3 separate regions of the Homo sapiens genome follow, and all the other regions are linked to region 1. The links are chromatin loops, found by intact Hi-C in ENCODE. Cell type or tissue: GM12878. All regions are shown on one strand. Each heading gives the region's core, and the rest is flanking DNA. Links, peaks and the distances in the headings are about the cores only. Region 1 overlaps LINC02987 (long intergenic non-protein coding RNA 2987). Region 2 has its middle 280 kb from the start of ERVE-5. Region 3 has its middle 370 kb from the start of ERVE-5.

Region 1 (10,336 bases), core at 2,756-5,255:
TTTCCTTTGCTGTGCATAAGCTTTTTAACTTGATGTGACTTCATTTGCCCATTTTTGTTTTGGCTGCCTGTGCTTATGGAGTATTAAAAAATCTTTTTCCAGTCCAATGTCTTCAAGAATATTCCTAATCTCTTATTTTAGTTTCATAGTTTGAGGTCTTAAATTTAAATCTTCAATGCATTTTGATTTGATTTTTGTATAAGATGAGAAAAACTAGTTTCATTCTTCTGCATATGGATATCCAGTTTCCCCAGCACCATTTATTGAAGACACCATCCTTTCCCCATTGTGTATTATTGGCATCTTTGTTGAAAGTGAGTTCACTGTGGACTTATGGATTTGTTTCTGAGTTTTCTCTTCTGTCTCATTGGTCTATGTGTCTGTTCTCATGCCAGTGCCATGCTGTTCTGGTTACTATAGTTGTAGAGTATCATTTCTATTCAAACAATGTGACTCCTTCTGTTTTGTTTTTTTCGTTTTTTCCTGAGAATAGCTTTGAATATTCTGTGTCTTTCGTGGTTCCATATAAATTTTAGGATTGTCTTTTCTATTTCTATGTCTATGAAGAATGTCATTGGTTCTTGCAGATATGTAGAGGTAGCACATTAGTGATCTCGGATTTGATCTGGAAGAATTCTCTGCATTAGCAGCCAGAGACTCATTTCTTCTCTTACTTTCCCCCAAACAAAAAGAGTCTCTCTGTGCTGAGCTTTCTGGAGTTCGAAGATGAGTGATACAAGCACCCCTGTGGCCACTACACCTAGGACAGCACTGGGTCTGATCTGAAGCCCACACAGCACTGTTACTGCCCAAGGCCTCTACTGTAACAACTCCCTGGCTGCCAGCTATTTTGCAGTAAGCCCCAAGGCTCTACAATTAGCAGGTAGTGAAGCCAGAGAACCTTCTGTCCTTCACTTAAGTGTAGTAAGTTCCCCCGGCCCCTGGATGGGTTCAGAGGTGCTGTCTGGGGGCTAGGGCTGGGGTTATAAACCTTAGAAATCCACCTGGTGCTCTGTTTTACTGTGACTGAGCTGGCACTAAAACCATCAAACACCTTTCCACTCTTCCTTCCCCATTACCCAGGCAGAGTAGTCTGTCCCCATGTTCACCAGCATCACAATCCCCTGGGGTGTACTGCCAGGTCACCACTGATGTTCACTAAGGCCCAAGGGCTCTCAGTCAGCTTGTGGTGAATGCTGCCTGGCCTGGAACTCACTCGTCAGAGCAGTGGGCTCCCTTCTGGCCCAGGGAAAGCCCAGAGATGCCATCCAAGAGCCAAGGCCTGAATCAGGGACCCCAACAGCCCACTTGGTGCTTTTCTCCACTGTGGCTGCTCTGGTGTCTAAGCTCAAGACAAAGTCCTCTGTACTCTTCCCTCAGATTTTCTCAAGCAGAAGTTGTCTCTCCTCATAACCACCACAGTTTGGAATGTGCTGGGTCACACATGAAGCCAGCAGATCTCTGAGGCTCACTAAAGACCCATGACATGTACTACCTGCTTACCACTGCTGATTATTCAGGGTCCAAGAGCTCTTTAGTCAGAAAGTGATGAATCCTGCCCTTACTGATTCCTTCCCTTCAAGGCAGCAGGTTCCCTTCTGGCCCAGGGTTTGTCTAGAGGTATTATCCAAAAGCTAGGACCCAAAATGGGAGCCTCATGACTCTGACCAGTGCCCTCTCCTACTGTGGCTGAGCTAGTATCCAAGTTGCAAGACAAAGTCCTCTTTACTCTTTACTCTTCTCAAGCAGAAGAAAGAGGTCTCTGTCAGAGCTGTGAGCTACACTGCCTAAGATTGAAGGAGGGGTGGTACAGCACTCCCTGGGCTGCCCCATCTGCTGTCTCTCTAGGTCACATGCCCCCCAAATACACCGGCTCCAAGCCCAGCACAACACTCAGACTTGCCTAAGAGTTGCGGTCCTTGTGGCCTAGACAGTCTTTCAAGTTTATTAAGGACCCCAGAATACTTTATCCCACAGCAGTGAGGCTTTCCACAACTCAGTTTTCAGCCACTGGGATGGGTGATTCCCTTCAGGCTAGGGCTAGAAATGTTCCATCCGTGGGTGGGCACTGGCTGAGTTCAGCCCAGTTTTGCTTTCTGCTATGACAACGCAGCACTGAGTTCAATGCAAAGTCTCACACTGCTGTGCTCTCCCTTCCCCAAGCATGCAGATTCTCTTCTTGTCACATGGCCAATGCTAGGACATAAGGGAGGGCTGGCATCAGCAACTCAAGACTGTCTTTCCTACCGTGTTCACTGCCTTTTTCAGTGATACAAAGTTTAAACCAGGTACTATAATTATTTAGCTATTTTTAGTTCTAATAAAGGTGTTTTTTATTTAGATAGTTACTCAATTTGTTATTCTTATGAGGAGAACAATTGGCAGAGACTTCTAATCAGCCATCAAGCTCTACTTTTGTGATCACATACATTCTGGATGGCAGTCTTATCTGGAGTAACGGGCAAATGTAAAAAAACAAACTCTTGCCACTGCCTGTCATGATATTGTTCTTCATATGCTGCTCAACGACAGCAACAGGTGTCCCTTTATATTTTCTTAAGTGTCACCCATATAGCTATTCTCACTGTCCTGTGGACATTACTAGAGTGTTTGGTGGAAATGCTTCCCTAGCTCACCCTGCTTACAAGCTCCAAGGCTCTTCCCTTTACAACAGTCGTAAGGCCAGACTGGAAGAAAGCCCCCATGAAGCCCATGTTTCAGTATCATGTTGGCACCGTCTATGAGCAACCCCATGACTCAGCAAGATTTCTCGCACTCTCCTTGGTAACTCAAGTCCCACAGATTGCTGCTGTGGTTGTATGAGTGCCCCAGGAGCCTCTTGAGTGTGGTGGGCATTGTGTGATGCCTGGGCAATTTTTTGCATACTGCCTCAAGGAAACACTGGAGCAGCAAACTCATCAACCCAATTTCTAAACACATGCAACACTCCTAATGGGGAGGGCACAGGGATCTGTGGCTATTCTGCATCTCAAGTTTTCTATAAAAAAACAGACATTTAAATATAAGGGAGAAAACATCAGCAAAAGCAAATACACAATGTGTGACTGAGGCTGAGGCTATAACTTCTCCATAGTCCAGAGGCCCTAGACCTTAAGAGTGGCCAATTATTTCAACAGCCAGACATGTGTCCCTTAAAAAGAGACTGGAACTTACAGACAGCTTCTAAAAAGCCATAAAGATATTTACTGTGCTATGGTGTTCTGGTAGTGCACTTGTGAAGTATTTGCCAAAAACCACCAGAAAAATACTTTTCCATGTATGAGCAGAGCAGATTATTACAACAGTAACTCACCAAGACCTACCCATTAACAGTGAAAAGATATGAACTTTTATACTAAAGCTGGATATAAAGAAGTATGTGGTTTTATGTGTTTTCCTTATCTGCACACTGTAGCCTTTAAAAATATGTCTTAAAGTGTTACATTTATGGGAGCAAATAAGGTAATGAAAATGGTTAGAAAGTTCACAAAAACCTTAGAAACTCACATGTCTTTAATGCTAGTGTTCACAAAGAGCCTGCAGTATTCCCTATTCCATATAGTCACATCTTTCCAAACTTTGGAGGTGAGAAGAATGGCTCCCATGACAATCTCTTCCAGTTGGTCGGGCAAAGGTCTATCTCCACATAACTTAAGAGTCTTTCTATGTAAATATGCAAAATAGAGCACTGGCCTTTGATTTAGTTCACTTTAAGTGCTCTGATAAGAACTCTTTTGAATGACAGATTTCTTCTGGTTTTGACCAGAAAGTGTCTTTTATTCTTATGCTCTACATACTTTGCTTGGTCAGGCAAAGCAAGAGACCACATTACAATCATAGGTCAGATACTTCTGCTGCCTACTCTGCCTATGGGAATTTCCAGCCCAATTTCGGTGACAAGAATGCCTGCATATGTCAGCCAAGGCCACCATGAAGAGAGGCAGTGTCATCATCTTCACACTCATAAAAGGCAGCACACACTAAGGACCAGTGTGGATTGAAGTTGTTCAGGAAATACTCAAGTGCCTACCAAATGTAATGTCTCATACTTAGCTGGGAGGTAGATAGAAATTCTACAGGCATGTCAAGCTTGAATATATAAAACCCATGTGATAGTGAGCAAATGTTAATCTCCTTTTCACAAACACTAACCCTTTTGTGGTGCTAGCTTAAAAAACTGCTGGTCAAGAGAGCCTCCCAGTGGCCGCTGTGCAGAGCAGCATGGCAGGTGCAGGTCTCAGGGGTTGTAAAACATTCTCAGTATTCAGTTGCTTGATAAAAAACACATGTGTATAAAAGAATGGCCCTCCTCTCAGCCCCTATTTTCCCATCTTCATGATCACTTCATGAAAATTTATTCTCTCTTACATCCTGCAACTTAGTCAATTCTGTTGGTTTAAAGGTGGAAACAGCTGCCAGTTTCTGCATCCCTGGGATTCCTCTAAGCCTGCCGAGTAGTTTGTGAGACAATCTCATGAATTAGCACATGTTTGATAGTTTACATTTATCAAACATCTGCTTTACAAAGAATTGGGCAAAGTGAACAGCTGAGTAAAGATTAAAGGTGAGCTGTGAGGAGGTGTTACCTCAGAGGGTGCTCTGCAGAAGAGTATGTCTGCGAGCTACCTGAACTCTTTATGTCAAAACAAAGGGAAAAAGTTTATTTTATACGAGTTTATTTCTTGTCTGAAGGTTATGATCATCAGCTCAGATGTAGAAATGTTTTCCCCACTGATGCCAACTTTTCTCAGTGCAGTTGATCCCATTCCACTTTTGCAGAACACTGTTCCTACAATCACCTCTTTTTGAAGATTTTGTGCCTCTCTACTAGCGATTTTCCCCAATCTAACTGTGTTTCCTTTGTTCCCATCTCACTCCCCACTACTCCTCCAGCTGTGTCATCTCATTGGTGCTCACAGCACCATGCCCTCATGCCAGCTCCTCATCTTCCATCTCTCCTTAATGTACACTGCCTGCCCCACTGACATTACTCTTCCAACACTTCTCTTGCCTAGGTTTCTGGTGCCTTCACACTTACAAACTGGAAGTCTCCAGCCCAACAGTCAACCCCCCAAGCCTTTTCTAATCTTGTACAGGACATTGCCATCTGCCTAGCTGCTGGGGCCAAATACCTGCATTTGAGTTACCCTTCTGCAATGTCTCCAATGCCTGTTATGTCTGCCTTCACTGGTAGTCTGCCTGGGTTGATTATGAGCCACAATCTCTCATTGCTCACCTGTATCACTCTAATTGCTTTTTAGCCCTCTTCTCTGCCTCCAATCTGCCTCCCAACCATGGCCTACTTTCCCCAAAGCAGTCACCATAACCTCTTTATTAACAGCACTCACTTCCCTGCTCAAGATCTACATGAGTCCCCTATCAAACTGGAATAAAACCTTAACATCTTCCTATGGCCTGAAGCCAAAAGGCCCTGTGAGCTGTGGCCCTGCCTGTGTGGCCTTATCTCCACTGCTTCCCTTATTCCTCACTCTGACCACACTGGTCACCTTGCTGTTTGTTCTGTGAACACATGTGAAACACATTCCTGTCTCTGCTGCCTGTAATGCCAGCACTCCTTCCCTTCGTTGCTTTGGGCAGGTCACTGTTCAAATGTTGGCTCTCTAGAGAGACTCTTCCTTATCATTCTATCTAAAGTACTGAGCACCCCGACACTCTGAATCCCTTTATCCAGCTTCCTCTTCCTGCTATTTGACACTACCTGAAAAACTACTTGTGTCTCACTAGAACATAAGCTCATAAAGGCAAGAACTGTATTCAACCTGTCCTCCCTTCTACCCCAGCACTTAGAAGAGTGACACAGAGTCAGTATCCAGTGAGTGTTTATGGAATGAGTCACTTCTCGGCAGCATTCAGCACTGTGACCACAGCATCTTTTAACTCTTTTATTATCCTTTCCTGCTTTTCCTCCTCCCATTCTAGCAGCTACTCCTCTGGGGGCCTGTCCTTTACTCACTATAAGTCCTTACAGACCTATCGTCTCTCAATTTTCTTTACCTTTTTTAAGACAGGGTCTAACTTTGTTGCCCGAGCTGCAGTGCAGTGGCATGATCATGATTCACTGCAGTCTCCACCTCCTGGCTCAAGTAATCTCCCTGCCTCAGTCTACCATGTACCTGGGGCCACAGGCATGTGCCATAATGGCTGGCTAATTTCTTTCTTTTTTTGTAGAGATGGGGCCTCACCTTATTGCCAAGTCTATTCTAGAACTCCTAAGCTCAAGCAATCCTCTTGTCGTGGCCTCCCACAGTGCTGGGATTATAAGGGCGAACCACCACACCTGGCTTTATGTTTTCTTTTCTCAAGATATGGGTTCTCACCATGTGGCCTAGGCTGGACTCAAACTACTGGGCTCAAGTAATCCCCCCCAGCTCAGCCTCCCAAGTAGCTGGGACTAAAAGTATGAACCCACCATGCCTGGCTTGTCCAATTTTATTCTACACACTTACTCTGCATTTGAACAGCTGCTATTACTCTTCACTCTGCATCTCTACCACAAATTCATGCTCTAGTCCCATATATCCAAATGATGACTAGACACTGCTACTCTGCTATCTAAAAGGCACATCTAGTTTAGCCTGAGTACAAAACTCTCCCTTTTCCAATCCAGCTTTCCCCCCAGCATCATCTATCTGTCTAAATCTGGAAGCACCACTCCTGCTTCCCTCCAGCATGTGCTGAGAGTTCCAAATGACTTGCAGCTCCTCGAAAAGGCCTGTGTCTGGTCCAGCACCCATTGAGGGCTTTGACTCAAGTGCACATCAGAAGCCTTCTCTCCTAAACTCTAATTGAATGGTAAATAAGTAAGTATTGACCTAAGTATTCTTTCCTTCCCAGCCATGCAGTTGACTTTCCTCTATAGGTTGGCTGTGAAGAGGGGTAAAACAATTTCAACAATTTGAATAGAATTTATTATTAACATTTTTACAATAGGAATTCTGTAGGGATGATGTAAATGTAAGGAAACAGCTATGGCTTGGAAGACTAACGAGCAAAGCTTGTGTCCCAGGCCTACTGGAACCACATTCCTGGGCAATTTCATAAGCAGGCACAAGTGATCAGTAGGGGTAGATTAAGACTCATGGCCCAAGGAACAAAGACGACACGGCAGCAGCTGTCAATCACAGCCTGCATGAGAACTGCCTGAGGAATGCAGCCTGGGACTCAGCTCAGAGCTCCACTGGAATCCGTCTCCTTACTGCTCCCCATCCCAACACCTCCGCCTGCCTTGCATGTGTGTACACTTCATATGCACTGATGTGTGGGGGGGAAATCAGAAATCTCTCCCGCTGCTTTTAATAGCAATGGTTCTATTATGAAAAACGCAATGGCAACATTTTAAGCTGTAATGATGATACAACTCGAATGTGTGTATTTACTTTGCTTTCATAAGTTTCTCTTAAAGTTTGTATAATAATTTCAGAAGCAAACTTTTTTATTTTATTTTATTTTTTAGGCAGAGTTTTGCTGTGTCACCCAGGCTGGAGTGCAATGGGGAGATCTTGGTTCATTGCAACCTCTGCCTCCCGGATTCAAGCAATTCTCCTGCCTCAGCCTCCTGATTAGCTGGGATTACAGGCATCCCCCATCACACCTGGCTAATTTTTATAATTTTAGTAGAGTTGGGTTTTCGCCATGTTGGCCAGGCTGGTTTCAAACTCCTGACCTCAGGTGATCTACCCGCCTCAGCCTCCCCGCAAAGTGTTGAAGTTACAGGTGTGAGCCACCACTCCCAGCCCAGAAGCCAACTTTTATTTAAAAACAGCACCATACCCTGTGTACAAGTACCAACTTCTAAAAATGCTTTATAAATAAGAAATATCTTACCAAAGTTACTATTGCAAATTCAGCTGTTAGGTTTGTGGCTTTAAAAAGAACATGGACAAATCTGTAAATAAACTTGTGTTCAGGAACATACTCAAAGTATTCCTTTGGCATCTTTTCTTGCTGAAAGAAGAAAGGATGTGATGTAAGTATCCGTTGGAAAAAAAAATGAAGTATTCTTAAGACAGCAATATTCATACTTGTGCCTGTGTGTCACTTAGAACAATTTGGATTGGGGAGATGTCTTTTAGTTTCTAAAATACGAACAGTGGAATCTTAAGATACTATAATGATTCAATAGTCATCAACATTCAGTGAAAAAAATGGGCTCAAGCTCAGAAAATTTTTATGTTCCTTTCTACTCTTTTTCCCATAGAATTCTATAAAAATGTAAACTACTTTTAGGCTTTAAAGTCTTACTTACTGACAATAATTCATTCTCCTCTGCAACAAACTTTGAAAAAACACATTTAGTTTTCTGTAGCCATAAGGCTCTAAGGTTGCACTATTCAATACAACGGTCACTAGCCACATGTGGCTATTATGTACCTGAGGAAGTACACTTTTAATTTGTACACCATTTATTTAAATTTACATTGTTTTTTATTTCTATTCACAGAAATCATGTATATGTGTTAAAGGCATTTACAAAAATGTTTATTGTTTGATGCTACTGACAATTATCTTTTTAAAAGATACATTTTCTGTTATTTGGATTATATATTTACTCTCATTAGCTCACTAATTAACCAGAGCTGCAGGTCATTTCTTATTCCAGCACATCCTTTTTATAACAGTTCTTAAATAAGACGATTAGATGCAACATGGCATGGGGAAGAATACTTAAAAATGTCTTTGACTTCAGTGTGAAACAAACACAAGTCTATGAGAAAAATACGGCCTCAATAAAAGTGATACAGTGAGTGGATGTAATTGCTCGTCAAACATATCGAGGGATTTATCTGCATCTCTATAAAGTAAAAATGTGCATTTAAGAAATTAATTCAGAAATGATTAATATATTTACTAAACATATCTGTTTAGTAAAATAATGCCTCCTGTGTGTTTTGCTGTTTTGCTTCACCAAGGCAAACTGTTTTACAAATCCTTCTCCCGGAGCCTGACCTTCAGAGGGTCTCCTGGACTCTTCTTACTCAGCACATCAAGTCCTATGAAGTCTTTTATTACAGTAACCAGTCAGAATTGCCAGTAAGTACTGACCCTCCCTAACAGGCCATGGTAATGAACCTGTTGTATTTTCACTCCTCTAACCTGACATTGGAACACAAGAATGTTTTAGAAAGCAGTAGTAATGGGCAATAAAGTCTTTAGAACTTTAGTAAATGTGAATATGGCCGGGCGCAGTGGCTCATGCCTGTAATTCCAGCACTTTGGGAGGCCAAGGCAGGCAGATCACGAGGTCAGGAGATCGAGACCATCCTAGCCAACATAGTGAAACACCGTCTCTACAACAAATACAAAAAAAAAAAAAAAAAAATTGGCTGGGCATGATGGCACATGCCTGTAGTCCCAGCTACTCAGGAGGCTGAGACAGGAGAATCGCTTGAACCCAGGAGGCAGAGGTTGCAGTGAGCCAAGGTAGTGCCACTGCACTCCAGCCTGGGTGACAGAGAGAGACTCCGTCTCAAAAAAAATAAAAAATAAATAAAATAAAATAAAATAAATAAATAAATGTGAATGAGATTCAGATTCCCTAGTCTTTTTCTCTTAATAATTACTAATTAAAAAGTATTAATAATAATATAATAATGACTATCAATTACTGATAATAGTATAATTATTCTCTTTATCATCATTTTCTCTGTATTAGATTCTCATGATATATTTATTTATTTTAAGTAGTTTGAATTAAAAACTTAATCTGTCTTTTTATTTTCAAACAGGCCAGTCTTTGATGAACTTAAGAGGTTAATACAACTAATACATTTTGCCTGTTTAATAAACCAATGGTTCTTGCAATGTGCTCTGTGGACCTCTGGAGATCCCCTAGACCATTTTTCATGAGGCCCAAGCAGTCAAAACTGTTCTGATAAAAATACTATTTCAGCCTGAGATATGGAATCAACATAAATGCCCATCAATATTAGACTGTATAAAAAATGTGGTACATATATACCATGGAATACTATGCAGGCCATTTTTCATGAGGCCCAAGCAGTCAAAACTGTTCTGATAAAAATACTATTTCAGCCTGAGAAAGCTGATTAAAAATAAAAAATAAATTAAAATAATTTTTAAAAGGATATGAAGGCATTGCCTGCTTTCTCACTGTGACACTTGCCATGATTTTATAAAAGCAAAAGTGGGTGAAATAGCTGGTTTTTCAGCATAAATCAAGGTTTCTCAGCATAAATCAAGGTGATCAAATTACACTAGAAGTCATTCTATTCTCCACAGCCCCTTACAGTTAAAAAAGAGAGCCTGATTTAGTTAAGAATGTCTTTGATGAAGCAGTAACAATTAATGGTATTAT
Region 2 (10,336 bases), core at 3,249-5,748, 350 kb before region 1:
AGTCTTACAGCTCCAGAATGATCTCCTTTGACTCCATGTCTCACATCCAGGTCATGCTGATGCAAGAGGTGGGCTCACATGGCCTTGAGCAGCTCTGCCTCTGTGGCTTTGCAGGGTACAGCCTCCCTCACAACTGCTTTCACAGGCTGGTGTTGAGTGTCTTTGGCTTTTCCAGGCCCACAGTGTAAGCTGTCAGTGGATCTACCATTCTGGGTTCTGGAGGACAGTGGCCCTCTTTTCACAGCTCCAGTAGGAAGTGCCCTAGTTAAAACACTGTGTGGTGACTCTGACCCCATATTTTCCTTCCACACTGCCCTGGCAGAGGTTCTATATGAGGGACCCACCCCTGCAGCAAACTTCTGACTGGACATCCAGGCGTTTCCGTACATCCTCTGAAATCTAGGCAGAGGTTCCCAAACCCCAATTCTTGACAGTTGCCAAGGCTTGAGGCTTGCACCCTCTGAAGCCATGGCCCAGGCTCTTCATTGGCCCGTTTCAGTCATGGCTGGAGTGGCGAGGACACAAACACCAAGTCCCTATGCTTCATACAGCATAGGAACCCTGGGCCCATCCCATGAAACCACTGTTTCCTCCTAGGCCTTCAGGCCTGTGATGGGAGGGGCTGATGTGAAGACCTCTGACATGCCCTGGAGACATTTTCCCTATTGTCTTGGGGATTGACATTCAGCTCCTCCTTATGCAAATTTCTGCAGATGGCTTGAATTTCTCTTCAGAAAAAAAGATTTTCTTTTATATTGCATTGTCAGGCTGCAAATTTTCCAAACTTTTATGCTTTGTGTCCCTTTTGAAACTGAATGCCTTTAACAGCACCCAAGTCACCTCTTGAATTCTTTGCTGCTTAGAAATTTCTTCTGCCAGATACCCTAATCATCTCTCTCAAGTTCAAAGTTCCAAAAATCTCTAGGGCAGGTGCAAAATGCTGCCAGTCTCTTTGCTAAAACATAGCAAGAGTCATTTTTGCTTCAGTTCCCCACAAGTTCCTCATCTGCATCTGAGACCACTTCAACTTTGAACTTATTGTTCATATCATTATCCGCGTTTTTGTCAAACCCATCGAACAAGTCTCTTGGAAGTTCTAAACTTTCCCACATCTTCCTGTCTTCTGAATCCTCCAAACTGTTATAACCTCTGCCTGTTACCCAGTTCCAAAGTCACTTCCACATTTTCGGGTATCTTCTCAGCAGTGCTCCACTGCACTGGTGCCTATTTACTGTTCTAATGAACATTAGTCTGTCTAATGCTCATTAGTCTGTTTTCATGCTGCTGATAAAGGCACACTTGAGACTGGGAAATTTACAAAAGAAAGAGGTTTAATTAGACTTACAGTTCCACATGGCTGGGGAAGCCTCACAATCATGGTGGAAGGCAAGGAGGAGCAAGTAACGTCTTACGTGGATGGCAGCAGGCAAAGAGAGAGCTTGCACAAAAAAACTCTCATTTTTAAAACCATCAGATCTCATGAGACTTATTCACTATCATGAAGACAGCACAGGAAAGACTTGCCCCCATGATTCATTTACCTCCCACCGGGTCCCTCCCACAACACCTGGGAATTCAAGATGAGATTTAGTTGGGGACACAGCTATATCGGAAGGTTTGCAAAGAAAAAAATCAACCCACAAAAGTCAGACTAATTGGAGAAAAGGCATATAAATGTGTTAATGTGCACACAGGGAGAAAAACACAGAGTAAGGACTCCTACCTCCCAAAGGGGTTCAGAAGCTTACATGCCATCTTGAGGCTACAGAAAAAAATGGGACTTGCCATCAACTGTGGATTGGATAAAGAAATCTACATTTGTGGATTTACATGTTGTACATATATACCGTAGAATACTACACAGCCATAAAAAAGACGAAAGTCATGTTCTTTGCAGCAACATGGATGCAGCTGGAGGCCATTATCCTAAGCCTATTAATGCAGGAACAGAAAACCAAATACTGCATATTCTCACTTATAAGTGGGAGCTGAACATCAGGCACTCATTGACATAAAGATGGGAACGACAGACACTGGGGACGTTACAAGGGAAGGGAAGGGAAGGGGGGCAAGGGTTGAAACACTGTATATTGGGAACTATGCTCACTACCTGGGTGATGGGTTCAATCATGCTACATCCCCTGAATCTAAAATGAAAATTGAAATTAAATAAAAATAATTGGGGCTTGGATTGCGGCAAAACAAATTATGGTGGTAAAACAGGTGATGGGAGGGGGAGAAGATGAGGCCTGGCTAGCATAGGTAGGCTTGTTAAGTAGCTAAAACCTCACAGGTGGCTGCCCTCAGAGAGGGTAGGTGGTAGATGTCTTTTTTAGACCTTAAAAGGTGTCATGATCTCAGTGAATCTTTCCTAGATCCAGACAAGGACAAGGGGAGGCCTCAGAGAAAAACTCGCAGTATCAGTGCAGCTTCCCTACAGATGCAAATCTCCCCCCACAGAAGACAGCTTTGCAGGGAGACTTCTGTTTGCCAGATCTCTGAACAGCCATCTCAAATTATTTCAAAAATATATTTTGGGGTAAAATATTTGGTTTCCCTAACTGCTTACAATAGTGTGGCTAGATCCTGAAGAATTTACATAGATTGTAGCATCTCTAAGTGGCAGGTTCTGCCATCACCTCTACTGTAGAAGTGAGGAAACTGAAGCTCAGGGAGTTTAAGTCACTGGCCAAGTGCACGAAGCAAGTAGTTGGTGAAGCTCTTACTTGCTGTGCTTTGAATCTTCTTTTTCAGTTATACTCTTCCTTATGCCACACCTCCTTCAGACCTGGAGGGCAGGGCATCATCTCAGCGTGCCTCCCGCCCAGGCACAGTGGGAGGGAAGCATTAGTAAGGGCTTAGCAAGTGTTTAACGAGTAAAAGAATGAATGCTAAGAACGGCTGAACTGTGATATGAAGGTGGGATGTATTCACAGTTCATATTTACTTGGGTTGGTGGGGCACGGTACGCAGATGTTATAATTCTGGATGAAAATCGAAAAGCAATTCGTGAGTGCTTACAGAGAAGCCAGCATGGCCATCACTAGATAAAAGGGTACTTTTCCAGCCTGGAGATACAAATATCATCTTTGCAGGTTTGCACGGCTTTCCCCAAGTCTTTTTTGAAAACTCTGCATGACAGAAATTCTAAATGAGTTTCCTCTCAGTTACCAGATACTTTGGAAGGGAGCTCTTGCCCAGATTTGCCATGCAATTCGCTGCCGGAAAACTCCATCATCCTTACCTGTCTCAGAGGGCAAGTTTTCCCATCTAATTATCTGAAGCAGCAGCTGGGGATCTAAGTAAAAGCTGGAGGGTTTCCACACAATTGCTATAGACTAGCTGCCTGTCTTTTAAGATAGTGGCCTGACAATTTGAGGAGACACTGCAGAGTTCCTTAGCAATGTTGCCTCGACTGTGACCTACCAAAGCTATTTATATGTGGATAAAAATGCAATCCAAACTCAACAGTAGCTTATTTTTAGTTCTCCTGGAGTGAAAATGCCCCTATAAATTGCCAGTTCTGGCAACTTTGCCTGCAGTTTTTGATTTTATTTAAATGAATGCCCACTGTTGACAAGATATATTGATAAGCCCACGTCTTCAAGATCAACCCACAGATGTAAAACATGATCAGCTACTGCAGAGAGGCCTTTGATTCCAGGAAATTGTCATGTTCCGTAGGCAAAGGTTCACTCTTTTTCTGTTGCTGGAGATCCTCTGTATTTTAACACAAGTGCTCCTCAGTTACACAGGGAAGACTCACTTAGAGATTTCCTGGGTCCATAGCAGCTTTATGAGGACAGAGGGATTTTAAAGGAAGGTACAGTCTGCGTGCAATACCTGGAGTAATTCTGCACCTTTGAGGGATATTTAAAGCCAGATTAACTGATTCTCGGTTCACTCTAAATAAGAGTTGATAATATGAACTCCCTTTGCATTTGAAGTCACTGAATCTTAAAAATAAAAAAGGGAAGTAAGATGTTGGTCCCGAAGTTGCTAATGGAGACAATGTCACTTGGGCCTCCTGGTAAAACACTGGCCTTTGCGTCTCTCCTCTTTCCTTCCTCCCGTTTATCCATTCATGCAAGCGCACGTGTTGCATTGGAGGCTCTACTCCGGCCACTGTTCCCAATGGTGGGACATGGCAGTGAGGAAGGCAGGTAAGACTCTACTCTCATCAAATTTCAACATAGGGCGTGAGGGTGTGGGAAAGGCAGGAAATATGCAGGTAAATAGATGAATAAAGAAAGTATTTTCAATGCGAAAAGGGCTATGAAGAAAAATGAAACTTGTGTCTTGTAGAGAGTGATGTGTGGAGTGCAGTGGCTCCTTTAGATGCAGTGAGTAGAGTTTTCAGAGGAGGTGACCTCTCAGCCAGTACCCGGGTGAAGAGGACGCCGCCTATCAGAGGGGCTGAGGAAGGGGAGCTGCACATAGAGGACAAGTCAGGCAGCCCTGACCTGAGGCTGCGCACTGCCTCCTGGGAAAAGGTTAAAAACCTGAGAAAGTCCTGAGTTGAAAATGTGGAGCTTGTCTGTGCCTCCCAGGACAAAGAGGGGAACCAGGGGAATGCAGATGATTCTCCTCCAAGCGCTTCCACCAGAATTTCACTCTTGGAAAAAACGCTTTTTCAGGTATTGGTTATTTTCCTGCTTGGCCACTTGATGGCACTGTTGCCCGTATAATTTTGCTAGGTCCCTGTTGAGGATGGTGTTGGAAATAATGACATTGTGTCTTCCTGAGACAGACTTTTTTTTTTTTTTTTTTTTTTTTTTTTTTTTTTTTTACCATGTTAAGAAACAATTTGCTACTGCTGAAATTCTTTTCCACCAGGAAGGGCTGCTTTCACCCAAAACCTAGAAGAGGGTGGCTATTTCTGTAGACATAGGTCTAAAAAAAGTCTTTATGGATTTTGGAACCCCAAGAACCACCAAATTCTCAGTCTCAATAAAACTGCCCAGTGACTCACCTCACCCTTGTAAACCAAAAGGTATCTGAGGCAAGTCTCAATCAATTTAGAGGTTTATTTTGCCAAGGTTAAAATAACCTTGGCACAGCCTCGGGACATCCTGACGACATGTGCCCAAGGTGGTCAGGCTACAGCTTGGTTTAATACATTTTAGGGAGACATAAGACATCAATCAATAGCTGTAAGATGTACATTAGTTCATCCCAGAAAGGTGGGACAACTTGAAGGCAGTGGGGTTGGGGAGGCTTCGAGGTTATAGGTGAATTCAGAGATGTTTCTATTGGCAATTGGTTGAAAGAGTTAAGATCTAGAATCAACAGAAGGGAGTGCCCAAGTTCAGATAAGGGGCTGTGGAGACCAAGATTCTTATTGTGCAGATGAAGCCTCCAGGTTGCAGACTTCAGAAAGAATAGATTGTGAATGTTTCTTATCTGACTTTTAAAAAGTGCCAGACTCTTAGTTAATTCTCTCCTGGATCAGAGAAAAGATCTGGAAGGAAAAGGGGATTCGCTACAGAATGTAAATTTTTCCCACAGGAGACAGCTTTGCAGGGCCATTTTAAAATGTGTAAAGAAATCTATTTTAGGGTAAAATATTTTGATTTCTTTCAGGGCCTGATACCTTTCATGTGATGCTACACTACATTCAGGCTGGAATTTGGTGTCTTATTGCTACAAAAAGTCTTAAGATCTCTGTTTTAATGTTGATGCTGGTCAGTTGTGCCTGAATTCCAATAGGGGGAGCGTATGTATGGTGAAGGGTATCCGGCCCTTGCCTCCTCATCATGGCCTGAACTCGTTTTTCAGGTAAACTCTGGAATGAATGCTCTTGGCCAAGAGGAAGGGTCCATTCAGATGGTTGGGGAGCTTAGAATTTTAGTTTTAGTTTACATCCCTGAGGCAGAGTGGGATTTCTAGGGAGTGAGAGATGCTAAAAAAAAATGTTCATCTGGGAAAGCCGGCATAACAGCCACACAATTAGCAAGACGCTCCCTCAATAAACCTTGGGAACTGGTTGCTGTGAGGAATGGAGGAAATTCCATCCCCTGATGAGAAGCTTATCAAGTCACTTAATACTCTGCATAACACTGTGCCATTTTGCATTGGAAAGCCTTGTATCCTGCAGAGAGGACGAGTGATGGAGTGGATACACACGGCTGCTAGTGCAAACCTGTAAGCCAAGGTGAGTCCCATTTTCAACCTCGAGTCCCATTCTCCTGGAGACCAACCTTCCTCTGTGGCCCACACTGCACCCTACAGACACTGTCAACATTTCCTTCTGTTTGGGTGTAACTTTTGCGTTCCTACAGCTCTAAAACCAGCATTGTTGGCACAGCCTGCTGTTTCTTGAAAAGCAGCTTAACCTCTTTACCTCTTTACCTTTACTTATCAAAATAGGTTCCTAGTGGCCACTGAAGCTGTCAGAGGCATTTGAACCAGAGCAACTCCATTTTCAATAGAGGCTGGGTAAAATAAGGCTGAGACCTATTGGGCTGCATTCTTAGGAGGTTAGGAGTTCTAAGTCAGAGGATGAGATAGGAGGTTGGCACAAGATACAGGTCATAAAAACCTTGCGATAAAGGTGGGACACAGTGGCTCACACCCGTAATCCCAGCACTTTGGGAGGCCGAGGTGGGTGGATCACGAGGTGAGGAGTTCAAGACCAGCCTGGCCAAGATGGTGAAAATCTATCTCTACTAAAAATACAAAACAAAAAAAAAGTAGCTGGGCATGGTGGCAGGTGCCTGTAATCCAAACTACTTGGGAGGCTGAGGCAGAGAATTGCTTGAACCCAGGAGGCGGAGGTTGTAGTGAGCCGAGATCATGCCGCTGCACTCCAGCCTGGGTGACAGAGCAAGACTGTCTCAAAAAAACAAAACAAAACAAAACAAAAACTTGCTGATAAAACAGGTTGTAGTAAAGAAGCTGGCTAAAACCCGCCAAAAGATGGTGATGGAATTGACCTCTAGTCATCCTCATGGCTTATTATATGCTCATTATAATATTTTAGCATGCTAAAAGACACTCCCACCATTGCCATGACAGTTTACAAATGCCATTGCCATGTTAAGAAGTTACCCTATATGGTCTAAAAAGGGAAAGAATCCTCAGTTCAGGGAGTTTCCCACTCGTTTCCTGGAAAGCTCATGAAAAATCCACCCCTTGGTTAGCACATAATCAAGAAGTAACAATAAGTATCATTAGCAGCTGAAGCGGCTCTCTGCCTTTAGAGTGGCCATTTTTTATTCCTTCACTTTCTCTAATAAACCTGCTTTCACTTTATGAACTCACCCCAAATTGTTTCTTGTGTGAGATCTAAGAACCCTGTCTTGGGGTCTGGATCGGGACCCCTTTTTGGTAACAAAGTCTCTACTTATTTAGCTTAGTGGCCAGCTAATAACTGGACAGAGGTTTCTTTAAATGCCTGGAATGAAATATCTCTCAGTCTTTGCAGATGGGTTTTCTGCGTCTGTTGGGGCACATGGTCAGCACTCTGCCAGGAAATTGGCAACTCTGTCTCAACTTTCCTTCCCGCTCCTGCAGGGCCTCAACTTCAGTCAGTGGTGAGTGCTTAGGGCCTTCTCCGGTTCCTGGACATGTGCAAAGCCCTACTGGACAGATTCTCAGGGTCTTATAGATTCCCAGGAATGTGACAAAGCTTTTCAGGGTCCTTATGGACATCTCATTCCTCAGCTTTTCCTTTAAGCTTTTCATTAGTCTATTGTTTGCCCCAAATGCTATCCATTACCTCGGGCAGCTGTACCCGTTGAAACACTAGTAAATGCTACAGGCAAATGCTCCTCCCTCCCCCAAGGCTTTTAGTACTGGGCCACTAATAAAGACAAGGTCTTTCAGGGAAGCACTAGACAGGTCAAATAATGACTCTCTTTGGGAATGAGATCTATTCTATCCCTTTCAGTACAGGGAGTGCAGGTGATTTCCAAGGCTGCTGCTGAGCTGGAGCAAGAGGATGAGACTAGGGCAAGTCAAAATGCTACAAAGCCCTCGGTTCTTACTGGGATTCAGCTGCTTTTCTTACATAAACACTCCCTGGGGTGTTGCAAGCAGTTGGTGAATTTTCAGAGTTCTGAAAAAGTTGTTTCTGGCCATTTTTGCCAGTTTTTTTTATGGCTTTTATGGAGGAGTGAACTTTCAGAGGTTCTGTACTCTGCTGCCTTCCTGATGCTTATCTGCTCCTTTCCTTTTGGAGCTGGGATGAACCTGTCTAGCCATGTTGAAGCCACATCTGCATAGCATCAGACAGCCCATCAGTTTATGTCAATGAGACTGAGGTAACACTGCCGTAAGCTACGACATACAGCTGTCTGTATTATTGTCCCCTAAAGTGCAGAGAACTCTCCAAAAACAGTTGATTTTTACCTCACAGTTGATTACTAAGAAAAAATACAACCTCAAATTAAACTCCAAGTGGGAGAATGCTGCAATGTTAAAATTGTCATAATTCTCAATTCGGTACAGACATGTCACTCCAGTCCGATATTGTCATTGGCCCATTCACTCAGTCTCTGTTGAACAGCTGGTATCAATTGAACCTGGTGGCCTGGAAGAGGCAGAGCTGAATAAGATGTAGTCACCTCCTAAAGGAGGTGAAGGAGACAGCCAGACCCAGCAGCTCCTGGCTCAAGGGCTCTGAGGAAGGGGTGTGCAATGGCCCCAACAGACCTCCTGAATAAGGTGGCATTTGGGTTCAATGGGTTTGGGCAAAAGTATTTATCCTCATAAATATTCTTGACTTAAAGATCTTTTAAATTTTTTATTTCTATTTTGTAAAATTTCAATGGCTTTGGGGGTACAAGTTGTTTTTGATTACACAGATGAATTGTACAGTGGTGAAGACGGAGATTTTAGTGCGCCCGTCACCTAAGTAGTGTACATTGTACTCAATAAGTAGTTTATTTTCTCTCACCTTCCTCCCACCCTCCTGCTTTTGAATCTCCACACTTCATTATATTACTCTGTATGTCTTTGCGTACCCATAGCTTAGCTCCCACTTATAAGTGAGAATGTTCAATATTTGGTTTTCCATTCCTGACTTACTTCACTTAGCATAATGGCCTCCAGCTCCATCTAAGTTGTTGCAAAAGACATTATTTTGTTCCTTTTTATGGCTGAGTAGTATTTCATGATTGTGTGTTGGCCTATCAGTTGATGGGCACTTAGGTTGATTCTATGTCTTTGCAATTGTGAATTGTGCTGTAATAAACATATGCATGCAAGTGTTTTTTTGATTTAGTGACTGTTTTTGGGAGGTAGATACCCAGTAGTGGAATTTCTGGGTAGAATGGTAGATCTACTTTTAGTTCTTTGACAAATATCCACATCTTTTTCCACAGAGGTTGTGCTAATTTACAATCCCACCAGCTGCGTATAAGCGTTCCATTTTCACTACATCCACACCAACATCTATTGCTTTTTGACTTTTAAAAAATAGCCGTTCTGACTAGGATAAAGTGGTGCCTCATTGTGGTTCTAATTTGTATTTCCCTGATTAGTGATGTTGAGCATTTTTTCATCTGTCTGGTGGCTTTCTGTGTGTCTTATTTTGAGAAATGTGTATTCATTCAACTCAAGGATTTTATCCTTGCTTTTGTTTCTTCCTGGAATGTTCTTACTTCACTTACCTGGGTCTCTCCTCTCATTCAGGTCTCAATGCCAAGGTCTTCCCTGAGGACCTGATCTAGTTTCTCTTTCCCTATTGAGATGGAGCAGGAGCCCCCTTTATTAGGGGCCTGCAGACCCCAAACATGGAAATCAAGGAGAATCATGATTGCCTTCAAGGGAAGTTCCAGGCACCTAGCTAGCTCCAGAAGTCAATAAGTAACTTATTAAAAAAGAAGGCAATAGTAGCCTAAAGGACACCTGAGGAAATTAGAGTCCTAGGGATGTTTGTTTTTCCTAAAGAATCCAAGGAGAACATCTTAACCTGTACTTCTGAGTTGTCTTTCAGAAACTCAGACCCCCACTGGGGACCCACACTGAAGGGATCAGCCAATATGCAGACCTCAGGTAAGTGGGAAGTGAAGACTGAACTTTAACCATCATCTTTTGTTATAAATTTCTTCCTGGGGGTCTTGGAGAAAGTCACTCACCCTAGCCAGTTGACATTCTTTTCCTGCCTGGTAAGGTAGCTATGCCTGTAATTCTAGCACTTTGGGAGGCCAAGGTGGGATGATTGTTTGAGGCCAGGAGCTTGAGATCAGCTGGGCAACATAGTGACATTCCATCTCACTATTTAAAAAAAAACATTAAAAAATTGGTTAGGCACTGGGGTGCACGCCTGTAGTCCCAGCTGCTCAAGAGGCTGAGGCAGGAGGCTGCAGTGAGCTATGGTCATGCCACTGCA
Region 3 (10,336 bases), core at 2,962-5,461, 270 kb before region 1:
GAGAAAAGGGGACGCTTGCGCACTGATCATGGGAATGTACATTTGTACAGCTATTATGGAAAACAGTATGGAAGGTCCTAAAAAATAGAACTACCATATGATCTGCAATCCCACTTCTGGGTATACACCCAAAAGAAAAAAATCAAAGATATATCTGCACTCCCATGGCTATTGCAGCATCATTCACTATGGCCACGTTATGGAATCAACAACCTAAGTGTCTAGCAATGGGTGAATGGATATAGGGAATGTGGTATTTATATATGATGGAATATTATTCAGCCACACAAGAAGGAAATCCTGCCACGTGTGATAACACGGATGAACCCCAAAAAGACTGCTAAGTGAAGTAAACCATTTAGTTACTTTTTTTGTGGAGAGACACTTAAGATCTCTCTTAAATCTCAAGTAGACCATGCAATATTATTAACTATAGTCACCATTATTCTCATAACTGATGGTTTATGCCATTTGACCAACTTCTCCCTATTTTCCCCACCCTTCAGTCCCTGGTAACCACTGTCTGCTCTTTGTTTCTGTGAGTTTGACTTCTTGAAATTCCATAATATAAGTGAGATCAAGCAGTATGTTTCTTTCTGTGTCTGGCTTATTCACAGATCAGGAAGCTGACTTAGAGATACAATGTGACTTAAGTAAGGCCAAGTGGCTCTTGAGCGGTGGAAATCGAATCTGGTCCTCAGGTCTGTACACTTACCCACTGCTCTATGCTGCCTGCCATGACTTCTAGTGCCTCTTTCTCTTCCTGGAATTCTCTAAGCACCCAGCCTGGCCCTTCTGTCTCCTTTGTACCTGCTTATCCCATTACTCAAAGGTCAAGATCATGGGATGCATCTGTGAGCATCTGTGAAGTTCTGGGAATTTCCATGTGCTTGAGGGATCCAGTGGCTGTTATCATCTGTGGTGCCTGAGAACTGGGAAGAAAAGACAGAAATGGAATGAGTGATGTCACCGAATGCTTGCTTAATGTCTGCCCATGTTCACAGCTCAGGATGAGGACTTTTAGTTGACTAACAGCTTCGATTTCCAGAATAAAATATCTAGTGATTGTTTGAACTGCGAAATCCTCATTATGTGAAATGCCAATTCGAAGCCCCAGCGTGTTACCTTCTCCTGGACAGTAATGCTTCTGAACAGAAAGGGCATCTTACTCGAAGTGAGCATGCAATTAGTCTTGACAAAAGAATTGAAAATGAAATCCTAATTTGTGCTGTGTTTATCGATCTGCACTGCTGTCTTTGCTGCAGCCTTGGAGCTTGTCTCCATCAGCACCTTCTTCCCAGGGACAGCTCTTTTTATGTTGAACATGGTCAGGCCTAATTGGAGTCTTGCTGTTGGTCTCCCAGAGCTTCAGGAATCTCAGTTCAGCCTCAGTTGGAACAAGGGAGTTGGGTTACCCCAACAGTACTTTGGAAAATGAATCATGGTGGTTGCCGATATTTTCGTTGGCATTTTTTCAGAAAGAGCCAGTGCCATGGCACTAGGAAGGGCCCCTGCTGAATAGCAAAGGAGGAGGCAGTCCTTGTAGAGAGACCAGGCGGTAGGACAAAGTTAGGGTTTGCTTTATGGTTTCCCCTTCCCTCTGTTTCTAGAACTCACACAGAGAGTTTGGACCCCTGAAAGTGATTATTCTTTTGCTTGGGATGATTTTCCCAGCATGTGCATAACTGACTGTGTCTCATTATTCAGGTCTCTGCGCAAGTGTTGCATCCTCAAAGAGGGCTTCTCTGGCAGTCCTATATAAAGTGTCTCTACTTTCCTGGGCATTCTTGTTCATACTTTCTCATTTTATTTACTCATGTAATTTGTTATTCTGTAAAATTACCTCATTTATTTTATGTCTCTCCAGCTAGAATATATGTTCCATGAGGTCAGAGACTCGGTTTTGTTTTCTGCTGTCTGCTGAGCATAACGGGTGCTCTATAGGTGATTTTTTAGTGAACGATTAAGTGAGCGAATTAATGAAATCCATTATAGAGGCAGCTAATCAGGTGGGCCTTCCCTCTGTTTTAGCTGGCAGATTTTAAGAGTGAAACCCAGAATATCTCTTCCAGAAAAGCCTAAGATGAAGCAAGGTTTGAATAAAGTCAAGAGGGATAGAGCTTGGTGGTGAATAAAAGGAGACTTTTACTGCTTCTCTCAACTTCAGCTGAAAATCTTTCCTGAGGCAACATTGTCAAGCCCATTACTTGGGTTATTTCACAAGTCATCAAAGGGTCTGCCATTGATCTGGGTTGTTGGGAGACTAAACAAATGCAATTCCCTAATTGGCTTCTAGATGGAAACTGCATTCAGCCCTGAGCTGAGAGCGATTTATCTTGTATGCAGGACAGTGGTGCGGAGAGGAGGAGTAATGGGCTAGCATCGGAAAGGGATAGATTGAGTTTAGGTGTTTAGAAATAACTGTTTTGTCAGATAAATCAGGCAGTGGGGCGATCTGATTAACGATCACAGAATAATCATTTGGTGCTTTAAAAGAAGCTAGAAATACTGAGAGAAGAGAGAATAAGAAATTGAGGGACAAGACGAGAAAAAGTTTTCTTATTCTGCATTGTTCCCACCATCCACTTGGGGCCACCCGCAAGTAAAAGAGAAGCTGTGTTCACACACAGATGAGTTTAAAAGGGTGAGAAATCTCACTTGAAACTAGCATTAAGATGCATCTTATGCTTTAAAAAATTTTTAATTAAGGTATAATGCATGCAGCAAACTTTGTAAAGTGCACTAATTTTAAATGTACAGCTCAATTAATTTTTACGTCTAAAATCATCAACCAGACAAGACATAAAGCATTTCCAGCTCCCCAGAAGAGTTCCTTTTGCCTCTTCCCAGTTAACATCTCCCAGAAGTAGCCACTGTCCTGAATTATACCCTCATACATTATGTAGTCTTTTGAACCTGGCTTACTGTGTTCAGCTGTGAGAACAATGTCTGTGTGATTTATCCATGTTATTGTGTTTCTTAGCAGTTTATTATTTTTAATTTCTGTGTCATATTCCATTGTATAAATATACGAAATTTATTCTCTTGCTGATGAACATTTGGATTGTTTCCAATTTTTGGCTATTATAAATATATTTAAAATAAATGTTTCCAATAAATGTTGGAAATATGCTTGGATATTTTCTTGACTCTTTGTGGGTGGCCAGGAGGGTTGAGGATTGGAACTTGGAACCAAAGTCTCTGAAATAAAGTTCGAATCAATCATACCCTCTGGTTCCCAGCAGCCCTCCATATAGCAGAAATTATAATCTCTGGACATTGCACACAGTTAAACAATTTATCTAACCTAGGCAGCCAAAATGTATTCCACTGCAATGATGACAATTCATTCCTCCTTATACATGATGGGTCACAGGCAAGAATGACACCGTAATAGCCAACATTTATTAAACACACATTATGTCCCAAGCCTGTGCAAAACTCCACCTGGGCTACCTCACTCATTCTTATTTACAGATTACAACATAGGCAGTATTTTTATCTCTTTTTAAAGATGAGAGGCTGTAGAAAAGATCATTCAAATGCAAAGTACTAAAATAATATAAAAACTTAAATCCTTTAATAATGATAGACTCAAAAACAGTAATAATTTAAAATAGATGGAGTGGACAGGGTGTGTTAGGACAGGGTTAGCCATCAAGGAGTCTGTCCCCGGATAAGATAGGCCTTGGGCAAACAGCTCTATGGCGGGTGTTCCAGTGTAGCTTCCTCTTTGTAGACTGACTAGCTATATAGGGGAGTAGTTCGCAGGCTCAGGGATGTCTGCACATGCATGAGTTGGGTGCTTCACGAAAATGCCAGTTCCTTGGTTACGCCCTAAGGTGACTGAACCAGAATTTTGGAGGATGGCTCTCAGGCATCTTGTTTTTAACATGCACCCCAGATGATGCTGATGGGTAGCCAGGGTGGATGTCTCTAGAGCCCCCTCTAGCGGTGACTTTTGAAGAAAGTCTTTGCCATTGTTGTCTCATCTGTTCAACTTGTGGGTGATTGACTGGGCCTTTGAATGCATTGACCAGATGACTTTATGTCACAAAGCCTTAATCACTAACTTTATATAAATCTACTTTCACAAATAATATAACCGTTCAATTCTTTCTGTGATGGCTGCTTTTATTTCCACAAAAATCAAGACAACAGCACATCTAATTAGACTCACAGAATGCTCAAGAGTTTGGGTCATGTGTTTTGGCTTTTGAAATTTATCTTTTTAATTTTCAGTGATAGAGATAGGGTGAGAGGAGCATACTTTTTTTTAGAACCTAATTTTTGACTTTCTAAGTTCAAGACTCATTATGACCCAGTTTTTCAGGGATCAGTAATGATACAGTGCTTACATTTCATAGAATGCCCATATTGGAGATGAAAACATATGCTCCTTTCCTTGCTGCTGTTCTATTTGGAGGGTATTTTATGAAAGTGTCAGGCTGATGAGTAACATATCCTTATCCATATTCAAATTTTCCAGGAAGTTATCTACAAATGGCTTCCAGTAATTTAAAGTAACTTAATGTACTGTAAGCAAAACTCCTTTTCTCATTTGTTTTCTGAAGTGAGAGAAGTATCACCTAAATATTTCATTAATGGGAATCTTACAAAGCTTCCCTGTATCTCAAGAAAGACCAAGGGCTACTGAAGGATCTTGTCCTTGGTCCAAGGGATTTCAGGGGATGCACCTGTCTTCCAGGTGTATCATAAAGGTCAGGAGGTGTGTCTGGAGGTGTTGCAGGGAATGGTCCTTAGCTACTCCAAGCTTCCTTAGCTCCAGTCTGGGGAGCTGGAAAGGCGTCAATCTTGTGCAAGGTGAGTGGAGATGCTCATGGAAACAGTGGAGGAGCTGGTGCTTGAGTGGAAGAGAAAACGGAACACCCTGCATTTGGGTCATGGTCCCAGCACATACTGACTGCACACCCTTGGGCAAGTTATCTAACCTTTTTGTGCATGCACTGATCTATAAAATGTGCATGATGATGATACAGCATCAGCCTCCACAGGGTTGCTGTGTGCACTCCACGGGAATCTGTATAAAGCTCAGTGTCAGACAGCAGTCACTTTTCTTATTGTATCTGGGGCTGCAGACCCTGTGTCTCTTTCCCAGTGGAACTTATAAGTGCTCAGCTGTGATGTTTTTACAATGTACAAATAAGTTGCTGATTTGTTCAGTTTTTGTTTACACTTGGACTTTTATTTATTTATTATTTTTAGAGACAGTGTTCTTCTCTGTTGCCCAGACTGAAGTGCAGTTGCACAATCACAAGTCATTGCAGCCTTGAACTACTGAGCTCAAGCAATTCTCCTATCTCAGTCTCCCAAGTAGTCATGACTGTAGGCACGTGCCATCATGCCAGAAAAATTTTTCAATTTATTTTCTTTTTTTTGTAGAAACAGGGTTTTGCTTGTTGCTTAGGCTTGGATGGTCTTCATAATAAAAACTCCTGGAGCAGGAAGTTTGGAGTGGTTGTTTCATGGAGTGTTGATAACCTGAGTTGTATGATTTAGATGGATGGATAACAGTAGGGGCTTGATGGAATAAAGCCTCTCCAGCCAAACTACTCATCCCTCCACCTTGCCTGTGGGCCCCATATTTCACCATTGTGATGTGCGGGAGTGTGTGGCAGCAGGTGGCAGTTGTCTTGATGAAGCCCAGAGCTACCTGGCAGAATCCTGGGAGAATAAGGTACATGTGTTCTATGGGGAAAATGTGCAGAGACATGGGTGCCATGGAGCTGGGTGTAGCCAGTGAACCAGGAATGGCAGCCAGGTCTGCGGAGACATGTCACTGCCGCAGTCCCTCCAGCCCACACGTTTCAGCTTGCAGGTGCCTGCTAGCCACGTGACTACAAAGGAGGGGCCTCCAGCGTGTCCTTCCAACACTCCTCAGACCTGAAGGATTATTTTTCCTCTCAGCCAATCTTCCCCTTTAGGGGTCCTAAATCTCTTTTAAATTTCAGCTTAGCCAAAACTCTCCAGCATTTAAATACAATTTGAATCTGAATGTCTTGGGACTGGGTCTGTGCTACAGTTACCTCCATTTCTGCTGCCTGTCACTCCCAGCTTCACTTTTCCCCTCCTGCTGACCCTTCTGGGCACTTAACTGGGTTGCCTTTGGGAAGATATGAGTTTTTCCAGGAAACCTTCCCTGCTGCCCCCAAGAATCCAGCGTTTCTTTGGACTTCTGCAGCCTCCTGCGTTTTCCATCAGTGCTTTGCACATCAGTGTTTCTTTAAACCATTTATTAGGAAATAGTTATAGATCAGAGCAGTTGCAAAACAAGTGCAGAGTTATACCCATCTCCCAGCCTCCACCTATGGCAATATTTTATATAACTGTAGTGCATTATGAAAATCAGGAACTTGGCATTGGCACAATGTGCTTAACTACTAGACTACGATGGACAAATAAGTTGCTGATTTGTTCAGTTTTTGTTTACACTTTGGAATTTGTTTTTAATTTTAGAGACAGGGTCTTGCTCTGTGGCCCAGACCGGAGTGTAGTTGCACAATCACAACTCATTGCTGCCTCAAACTCCTGGACTCAAACAATTGACCTGGTCTACTCAGATTTCACCAGTTTTTACATGGACTCATTTTTTTGTGTGTGTGCATGTTTTTGTGCACAGTTCTAGGAAATTTTGTCACCTGTATGGAGATTTGTATAGACATCACCACAATCAAGATACAGAACTGTTCCCACACCATAAGGAACCTCCTCCCCATACTGTCTGTGTCTTAATTTCCTCTTCACCTGTCTGACTTCTCCAGCAGGTGGTCAGCCTGCTCAGAGCAGGGTTCTGCTCACTGCTGAACTTTTTAGGACACAGAGTAGGTGCTCAGAAAATAGGAGTTGAAGAATGAGGGAATGAATCTGGAAGTCTTTCCAGAATGACCTGCGCATGCCAAGCCCTGTGCTGTGGGGGCTTCAGGGAGAGTGAGATGTGGTTTCCTGCCCTCTGGTGGTGGCTGAGGTCCTGGGCCTCTTGCAAGGAGGGGACTGCGGTTCGAAGCCTGGGACTTCCAGCGGCAAACAGGTGGGCCCAATGCCCACTGTGCAAGACAAGCCATTTTCTGCTTCTCGTGTTTGGTTTTAGACAACCCATTTAGGCATCTTGTATGGGACACAGTTGGGGTGCCTGAGATCTTCACTTCTGCCTCACAAGCCTGACTACACTCAGAGCCTGGCACCGGCCCCAGGAAAGTCCAAAGTCATTTCTACCGCTAGGATACAAAGTTGGTGACAAAAAGACACTAGCTGAGGCGCTTCTCAAGCAATTGTGTGGGGTCTTTTTAAAAGATTAATCTGTGCTCACTATTTTCCCAGCCAAATTGTTCAGGTTGGAGAAGCCCCTCTCTTTTCACCACCATCTCCTGCTCCACCTGTTCAAGGTGTCTTTGGATTTTTATCCTGCCTGGGTACATAGAGGACTTTAAAAAACAGACCCAGGAGGAGAATTGCTTTTTGAGGCTTTTGTTTTGCTCTTGCTTATTATTTTCTCCCTGTTTACTTGTTTGCAAATTTGCACAGTTATTGGAAGAAACTTTCTGAGCACAAATCATGTAGGCAAGATTAATTTTGTTCCCCAATCAAATCTATTTCTGTGACAAAAACATTTTAGCTTAGGTTTAAAAGTGTCTGGTGAATAAAATTAATTGCATCAACTAAAGAAAATGCATTCTGTCCAATGCATATAGATATTCTGTCAACAAGACAAATGGACTCAGTAGTAGAAGTATCTCTGTGGGTGAAATGCATAATAATGTAATTACTTTGCCAACAAAATGCTAACTTGCTTTAATCATTCTGTTCACAGTATAATGTAAAGTGATTTAGTGAGTAAAATGAATCCACTACAAATTGTTTTATGGTCATAATGCAGCCCTTTGGTGGACTGTAAATTGATGATAATAATTTTATGGGCAAATGATTTTTCAATTAAAATGTCTTTTTACAGACAGAATGGGAGTGTTACAAATGGCTCCCAATAACCCTGTGCCAAGTCACAGGCAGAAAGTGCTGTCACCTACATTAACCAAGCCTCAATTGGAAAGACTCAAAAGCTCAAAAGGTGATTTATTTTCATCAAATTTGTAATTTCCTTCCCTCCCACTTGAGAAGTATTTTCTTCCTGCCTTTACTGACCCAATAACAAAAATTAAATCTAGCAACCAACCCACCAGTCACCAGCAGCCATGTTTCCTTCCTGTGCCTTAATTGACTATGGCTGTATTGTTCATTAATAAGCTCTTAAACCAGGGCAATTGTTTCTGCTTTCTAGTATGGGCCCCATTATCTCTAGTGCAATAATTATTGCACCCATGAAAATGAAAAATTATTATAGTATAGTGGTTTTGAATTTCAAGCCTATGTTGAAGGAAATAATGTTTTTATGTGGGCTAATTGTCATAATTTCTTTTTAGAAAGGTGCAATTTCTGACCGGTTATAACTTTGCTGTTTCAACATCATAGGTGCTTGGAAACAGCCCCTTCCACAGTGAGTTTGCCTCGGTAGGGAGAAGAGCTGTGCCCTTAAGCAGCCCCATTTGCTCTGCCTCAGGCTGGTCACATGAGTGAAGGGTCCTGGGTGCTCCTCTCTGCCCTTGTCCCACCCAGCAAGGTTGGAAACTTGGTCACCACCATCCTTTCCTCCTTAAGCAAGGCAGCTTCATTGCTTTCGTTGTTGAGAGTTCCACGTTCTTTCCAATTTCCTTTTCTGGAGGCCACACCCACTGGAAATGAAGCAGACATCATTTAAGGCTGCACAGAGAAGGGGAGGTCATGTCAGAGATGGTAGGTGGTTAGTTACGTCAAAGGTGGCAGAATGGTGAGTAAGGGCAGAGACTAAGTCACTAGAGCTACGCTGGGAAGAAGCTGGCCCTGCTTCTTCCTGGCTGTGTAATCTTGAGCCATTCACTCTGTTATTCGTTTTTTTTTTTCCTTTTGAGACAGAGTCTCAGTCTGTTGCCTAGGCTGGAGTGCAGTGGTATGATCTCAGGTCACTGCAACCTCTGCCTCCCGGGTTCAAGCGATTCTCTTCCCTCAGCCTCCCGAATAGCTGGGATTATAGGTGCCCACCACCACACCCGGCTAATTTTTTTTTTTTGTATTTTTAGTAGAGATGGGATTTCACCGTGTTGGACAGGCTGGTCTCGAATTCCTGTCCTCTGGTGATCCACCTGCCTCGGCCTCCCAAAGTGCTAGGATTATAGGTGTGAGCCCTCACCCCTGGCCCATTCACTCTGCCATTCTGAGACTGCCTTTCTGCATCTACAGAGTAGGGATAAATAGTACCTACTTCTAGATTATGGAGAAGATTGAATGAGGTGATGTCTAGAAAGCACTCACATATAGCTGTACACAGTAAGCAATGGCTGTTACTGTCACTGCAGTCACTACCACTCAGCCAGGCCCTGGGAACTATTCGATGGGGAAATAAGAAAAGATATATAAGGCATAGCCCTCCTCTCAGGAAGCGTGATCTAAATGTGGACTTACTGATACAGTGGAGTGAAAGATTCAGATGTTCTTTGCCCTCTTCTGTTTTACCTTGAATCTCAACTTCCTGTGTTTTTGGAACTCACTGGAGTTTCTGACTGCACTCACAGCTCTTGAATTTCCTTCTTCTTTTCTTCCAGGGCAGTCAGAGCCCCTCAAGAGTGGCTGCCCACCCTCACAGCACTGTTCATACCCATAAGAAGAATGCCAGGGGATGGCTCGAGGTATCGCCACTTTGGGCTCCTGAAGTTTGAGTTGAGTTTTACTTTCAGCTAATTGGTGAACATCCCCCTTTCTCCATTCTGGTTCACAGTTGGTCAAATTCAAGATCAGAGGCAGGGCCGCTTCCTGCCCAGGGGGCTCCTTCTGAAGCCAGCTCGTCAGCCTCCATCTAAAGCCAGCTCGTCAGCCTCCGTCTAAAGCCTTCCTTTGCACAACACAGCTGGGCCCCTGGAGCTGGATGGGGCACGCGGCAGGCGTGCCTGTCTTCTCGTAAAAGCACATGATGTGTGAGAGGGAGCTACTCTTCTCCTTTCAGTTCAATGAGCCAGGCTTTGTGTCTCTCTGGCTGCCATGATTAGTTCCAGCAAGGGGACATGACCGGTGTGTTCACTGCCAGATGGTGGCTTGCTGTGCTGGCTGAACATGAACCACCCATGGGTGGGACTACTCTGTGCACCCAGTGCCTAGCACAGGACTGGGCAGGGGCTTGGGCAGGTACTGCATCCACCCGCAAACAGGCCCATTTGACAGAAACTTAAAAAAAGGTAAGCAGAGAGGAGCATTACTGTCTTCTCTTCAGACACCTCTCTGCCCTGTGGTGGCT

What was found. A loop is a pair of places that touch in the nucleus more often than their neighbours do. Peaks named below come from ENCODE experiments on the same cell type or tissue, not always from the same donor. Only the 100,000 strongest peaks of a DNase experiment are listed, where the experiment ranks them.
Region 2: it touches region 1 in a loop (18-fold over the local background); 80 of 110 quality-filtered maps call a loop at or near these places.
Region 3: a loop joins it to region 1, with 2.8 times the contacts of the local background. A loop is called at or near these places in 10 of 110 quality-filtered maps.

Annotation. Positions count from the first base shown.
Region 1 is chr19:27,968,034-27,978,369 of GRCh38, reverse strand. The region is part of intron 3 of LINC02987 (long intergenic non-protein coding RNA 2987); the gene reads right to left. Among named protein-coding and RNA genes, the nearest start is that of LINC00662, 180 kb to the right of the region's middle. In GM12878, for the core only: a CTCF peak has its summit at 4,213 (motif pointing left); a DNase peak (open chromatin) is centred at 3,969; H3K27ac peaks cover 340 bases.
Region 2 is chr19:28,319,863-28,330,198 of GRCh38, reverse strand. No RefSeq gene overlaps it. Among named protein-coding and RNA genes, the nearest start is that of ERVE-5, 280 kb to the left of the region's middle. In GM12878, for the core only: a CTCF peak has its summit at 4,669 (motif pointing right); a DNase peak (open chromatin) is centred at 4,726.
Region 3 is chr19:28,236,126-28,246,461 of GRCh38, reverse strand. No RefSeq gene overlaps it. Among named protein-coding and RNA genes, the nearest start is that of ERVE-5, 370 kb to the left of the region's middle. RefSeq lists enhancers at 9,478-10,188, 10,189-10,336. In GM12878, for the core only: a CTCF peak has its summit at 3,948 (motif pointing left); no DNase peak of the experiment used is centred there.